Regions from separate parts of the Homo sapiens genome. Here region 2 is linked to region 1. Evidence: read pairs that join two places in POLR2A ChIA-PET (ENCODE). Cell type or tissue: Panc1. All regions are shown on one strand. Each heading gives the region's core, and the rest is flanking DNA. Links, peaks and the distances in the headings are about the cores only.

Region 1 (2,900 bases), core at 394-2,893:
GCCCAACCCCCCAGGGCTCATCTCTGCCCTCCACATGTTAGGCTCATTTCCTCCCCTCCAGGAGGGGTAAGGGCAACAAGATTCAGGGAAACTGAGGAAGCTAGAGCCCAGCATGGGTGTAAGGAGTCCTGGGGGGCCAAGCACTGGGGTTGGGGTCGGAGAGGCCAGCCCCATGCCCTGAGGGAGGGTGGGGCTGGCCTGAGTCGGAGGCAGAGCTGGGACAGGAACCCAGGCCTCTGTCCTTGGCATGGCACTCCTCACCTGGCAGGCCCCCTGCAGAGGTGGGCTCACTCTCCTCTTCACAGTGTCAGAAATCAGCCGGATTTAGGGGGCAGTGGGCAGCCGTGCAATGGGGTCAGATGGTCCGGCAGAGGATTTATGTGCTCCATTATGGGGGCCACAGCAGGACTGACCCACATCTGAAGAGGGGTTTCCCAGGGCAGAGCTCTGCGAAGATACGATGCCCGGTACCAAGGGGCTCTGTGCCCTCCCGCGCAGGGGCAGGCTTGAAGAAGGGACGCGGATGGTGTTAGAATGACGAGGACCCTGCTGTGAGAGCAGGAAGGATGCTGCCCAGGGCTGAGGAGCAGGTGCCTCTGGCTGGGGATTAAGACGCACTGCATTCGTTCAGGCCAACACCACCTGCTCACCGCAGGGCTTCCATGCCAGGCCCTGGACACAGGGAGATGCAGCGGCAGAATGGAGGAGCTCTGCTGTCGGGCCTCACCGATGCTTTAGATGGGTAGTCAGGGAAGGGAGGCCCCGGCCGTGCAGAGTCAGGGCAGAACATTCCAGGTGCAAGGAACCAGTGCAAAGGCCCTAAGACAGGGATGGGCCAGGTGAGCCTGGAGCCAGCAAGGCAGCCAGTGTGGCCAGTGTGTGCCTAGCGAGGGGAGGCTGCTGGGCATGGGGGTCGGATGATTTGGCAGGGCCAGGTCAGTATTTACCAACCCCTCATGGAGGCCTGACAGGTGGCACAGAGTCACCCCCTCCACCTTGTCTGGGGAGGCCCTACTGTGTGCCAGTCTCTGTGCCCGGGTGCCACAGGGAAGATAGCAAGGTCCCTGGCCCCAAATCTCCAAGCTCTTGCCTATAAACTGCAAATGCACAGCTGATGAGACCCACCCAGCAAAGCTGCTGTGACACTTCAATGGAACTGATTTCTGTGACCGGGCCCAAGGCCACCCTGGGGACACAGCAGCAGAGGAAAGGGTGGACGGGCATGTTTCTGACCCGGGCGGCCCTCCCATCGCTAGTAAGAAAAGGAAGTAGTAGGTGGGAGGGAGGCAGCTGGGAGCTCCACAGGCCTCAGCCCATGCAGGGATGGGCACGTCATCAGGACCCAGATGGCCACAGGTGGGAGTGAGGAGAGAGCAGGGGCTAGTGGCCAACAGGCAGGGCTCCTGTGAGGGGTCAGAAGATAAAGGTGGCTGCTGGGCTGGACCACCAGAAAGAGGTAGGGACTTAAGGCAGACGGTGGGGAGAGGTGTGTTGGAGGAAGAGGCAGCGGGTGTGAATGGGGCTGGACAGCGCCCAGAGGCGGGGAAGGACTGTGCCATGAGGACTGTCCCCCGAGGGCACCCAGTGTGCACCCTGGGGTCCCAGCCTCCCTAAGGGAGATCCCGCCCCCTCACTTCACAGTGGGAACCCTGGGGCACCCCACAGACTCCTCATCCTCATGGCCCCCACCCACTGGCCCAAGACCCAGGCAGCGCCGCGGTTCTCCAGCCCATCAGGCAGGCCTCGGCTAACCTCAGGGGACTTGAGCAAGCCACTTCATGCGCTGGCCTCCGTTTCCTCACCCGTAGTAAGGGTCTCACGAAAATCACCGAGTCTTGTGGTCAATGAATGGCTGAATCAAAACTTGCACCCGGGGTGCTGGGCCCGTGCAGGAGCCTCATGGGAGACTGTCCCCGAGGGCGTAGCACCTCGGCCAGGGGAGCTTCCCTGCTATCTTCTCCCTAGCCACCCATAAAGATGCCTGTGTCACTCCTGCATGGAGAGCATCAGGCACAACCCATCTTTTAGTCCCCCCGCCCCTGCCAGGTGCTGGGCTGGTCCAGGGACACAGAGCTGGGACACAGAGTCCTGTCCCATCTGGTGTGGGGGTAAACTCAGTGACTCCCCAGAGTTCCCACAGAGGGCCGCATGGAGGATACAGCCTCCAAGGGGGAGGGCAGTGGTTGCCCCGAAGGCAATGGGTCAGAGGAGGATTTGAGCTACAGCAGCATCAAAGCCAGGCTTCAGGCTCTAGAATAGGCTTGAAGGGCAGGGGCTGCCTGTTCCCTGCCTGTCTCTTGCCCTGCCCAGCCCCCACTGCTCCACCAGGGCAGCTCAGCAACCTCCCCTGCCTTTCCCCCCAGTTCCCTTCTGGGGGTGGGGGGAATTCCCATCCAGGCCTTTTAGAAGGGCTGAAACATTCAATGTAAATAATTAATGCTAGATTTTTAAAATTAAATTTTAATACATTCTTATTAATTTTAGACAAACTCCCTGGCAGGTCATTCGCCGTGAGTGATTGAGGTTGGCAACCAGAGACAGCCTTTGGGTGGGAAAGGCTCCTGAGCAGTGGGGTCCAGGCGCAGCTGGGCCCCTTCAGCTGCGGGATCTCCAGCAAGCCTCTTCTCTGTTGGAGCTTTGCTCCCGCATAGGGGGTCCGGGGCTTCCATGGCAGAGCTGTGGTGAGGAGCCGTGGGAAGCGCTATGATGTGTAAGGGGCGGTGGACGTTATTGTTATGACTACCGTGGCCATTCTGCTGAGGGTGGCCTCCCAGGACCGGAGGGGGGCGGAGGGGGTTTTCCTCATTAGCCCCTGGAGAGCAGAGCTTGCTTCCTCTGCTGTCCCCTCTCTGCTTTGTCTGCTGTCCCCTCTCTGCTGGAGAACTTAGCCCAGAGCTAGT
Region 2 (2,900 bases), core at 132-2,631, 170 kb before region 1:
CTGAGCACGGTAACTCTCATGCTCCCACATGGACCCCCCTCCCTGCACCTGTCACCTTCATGTCCCAGCTCCATCCAGGCCACCCACAATGAGCCACCTTGGGAAACAGACAGGGACAAGGTCCATGTGGGCCTTGGAGGTCTTCTCAGGACCCTCTGGACAGGAGACTCCCAGGTTCCAAGAGTGTGGTCTAGAAGGGGTGTGCACAGGCCCGGGCGGGCTCACCCCTTAGCCCTGCGGCCTCCTGGCCACATGAGAGGTGCTGGGTGTTAGGCCAAAGCAGGGCCCTGGAAAGCATGAACCCCTGCCCACCCTGCCCGGGGCCTGAGGCCCCTATGGGAGGGGACCAGTGTAGCCTGGCACACGCAAAATCAAAGACGCAGACACAAGTCTAGCCCTTGTTGTTTATTTTTCAATAAACAAGGTTTTTTTGCATGTCTGGACTGGTAGTAAACGGGAAAGCTAAAAAGAGCGCCAAGGACATTTTTTTTAACATTTTGGTGACAAAATTGATACTCCTCTTCCTCCTCTCCTAATTTGGGACCAAATTGCTGATCATGTCTTGGATCGCTGTCTTTGAGCTTTTCCGTTTGTTTCGTAAACTACACACTACACCAGACACACACAAGGTGTGGCTGGGCAGTCAAGGATCCCGACACTCTCAGCAGAATCTGGTGGCCATAGAACATGGAATGACCATTTCTGCATGACGTGAAGACCGTGGCGAGGCTGCTGACACTGCTTCTGTGGCACGGGGGGGGTAGTGCGAGTGGTGGGCACTGTGGAATTTGGGAGGGACGGCCTCATCGGGTGCTGGTAATAGATAATTTGTTGCGTGGGAAGGTGAGATGGTGGCTCTTCTCCAAGGGAGGCGTCTGCTCAAGACCCTCCACTCCCACGGCATGTGACCGGCACCGCGCTGGGCTCCCTGGGGACAGCTGTGTGTCCACCCCCCTCCAGACTGCCCCCTCGTCCTGCCTGCCCTGCAGCTTCCGCACACTGCCTAGTGCTCCGCAGGTGCCTGGAAATGCTTCCTGATCAGATGGGTTGTGGACGGTGAACAAATGAATGGATGGGGAGTTGGTCAAGGATACCTCGACCGTGGGACGTCTTTTTCTTGTTATCAGGGGAACATGGCTGTTCTCTATAGCATCAAGATCGAAAACATAGATAATTTGATCATCTGACCAATCTTAGAATTTTCTATTTGGGGAAACTGAGGAACAGAATCGTTAGCAGGCTCAGTCCAGGTCTCACGCTGAGAGAGGCCAGGCAGGGTACCAGACGCCCGCCTGACACATGCCAACAATTCTTTTTTTTGTCTTTTTAATTTTTTTATTTCTTAAAACAAACTCAAAATGAGATGAGATGGTGACTTATGAATGACTTCGTGGGGAAGGAAGAGGGACTTGGGGCGGTTGTCAGAGATTGGGGTGGAGGACCCAGGGGTTTGGGGTGAGGGAAGGGAGGAGAAGGGTGGGGGTGATAGGAAGGGAGGGCTGGTGGAGACAGGAGGGGAAGGGTGGGGAGAACGGGAGGGGAAGGGTGAGGGTGATAGGAAGGGAGGGCTGGGGAGGACAGGAGGGGAAGGGTGGGGGATCAGAGGGGAAGGATGACGGGGATCGGAAGGGAAGGGTGGTGGGATCGGAGGGGAAGGGTGGGGAGAATGGGAAGGGAAAGGTGGGGGTGATAGGAAAGGAGGGGTGGGCTAACAGGAGGGGAAGGATTGGGGGACGGGAGGGGTAGTGGGGACGGGAGCTGGAGAAGGGGAAGGGGCTTGCCAGTGATGATGGTGGTCGGTGGGGTGACAGGGTTTTTGGGGTGAGGCTGGGAGGGGCTGGGGACGCGTGCTGTGGGACTCAGGGCTGACGGTAGGGAGGGGCCTGGTGGGGACAGAGGCGGGTAGGAGGGGCTCTGCAGAGTGCAGATGATGCGGAGGAGGCGGTGAGGGTGGGGCGGGGCTTGGAATCAGGATGACAAAGGACCGGGAGTGAGGAGACCAATGGCTTGGTGGGGAGAGTGGGGTGTTGGGAGTTTGGGCAGATGCTGGTCGGGCTTTGAGTCAGGATGAGGGGGCTTGGGTAGTGGCTGGAGGACGATGAGGTGATGAGGTCGATATTGTGTCATGACGATGGCGCAGGTGACCAATGGATGGGTGACTGTGAGTTGTGTGTGGGTGACTGATGTGACTGACTGTAGATGACGAAGGTGATGATGACTTAGAAATAAACACCTGGAGCAAGGTAAACACGGCAGGCAATGCTCAATAAAGCTAAGAGTATAGATTCTTATCCAAATAATCTAAGAAGCAAAATATTCCTATCTGGTACCCAAGGGCTGTTTAGCTGTCCAACCCCAAAAGCTGAAAAGCTAAACAGAGCTCTGTCCCATTTCTTTCTATTTTTGCAAAAAAGATAGATGCTCTTTGTTAAAAAAAAAAAAAAAGTCAAATTCAAAATTCAGAAGCTGGCTAGGTCTTTTGAGATCTGAGGATTATTAACTCAGCAACACAAATGTAAACCCATGGCTGTGTGGGCCAGGTCTTGGACCACATTTGCCACAAAACTAGTAAGCGCCCCACAAGTGACAATTTCCACTAATCCCTGTGAAAACCTTGGTGAGGGCTGTGTTGCTGCTCAGATTCTGCCAGGGGCACTTGCGGCTCAAAGTACATTCAAGTCTCAAGGGATGTCTCTATAGGGTAGAGGCAGGTATAGTGTTGGGGTTCTGGGTGGGCAAAGAGGGGTGGGGGAGGGCTGGCTGCCTAAGTGGCAACTCCAGATGGCACATTATGACTCAAAGGGGCTATTTTTTCCCAAAAGGGAAGTGGGCCAGGAGGCTCCCCACTTTGAGAAACACAGTTAGGATAAATTTCAACATCAAGCGTTCATCCAGGATAG

What was found. Peaks named below come from ENCODE experiments on the same cell type or tissue, not always from the same donor. Only the 100,000 strongest peaks of a DNase experiment are listed, where the experiment ranks them.
Region 2: POLR2A ChIA-PET joins it to region 1 with 11 read pairs; 2 of 35 experiments call an interaction of 5 or more read pairs at or near these places.

The regions. Positions count from the first base shown.
Region 1 is chr14:100,569,744-100,572,643 of GRCh38, reverse strand. All of the region lies in intron 1 of BEGAIN (brain enriched guanylate kinase associated), which reads left to right. Among named protein-coding and RNA genes, the nearest start is that of BEGAIN, 16 kb to the left of the region's middle. In Panc1, for the core only: no CTCF peak of the experiment used is centred there; no DNase peak of the experiment used is centred there; H3K4me3 peaks cover 238 bases; H3K27ac peaks cover 757 bases.
Region 2 is chr14:100,735,715-100,738,614 of GRCh38, reverse strand. It overlaps DLK1 (delta like non-canonical Notch ligand 1), which reads right to left. Exons shown (of 5, transcript NM_003836.7): 5 at 391-2,900. Among named protein-coding and RNA genes, the nearest start is that of DLK1, 10 kb to the right of the region's middle. In Panc1, for the core only: no CTCF peak of the experiment used is centred there; no DNase peak of the experiment used is centred there.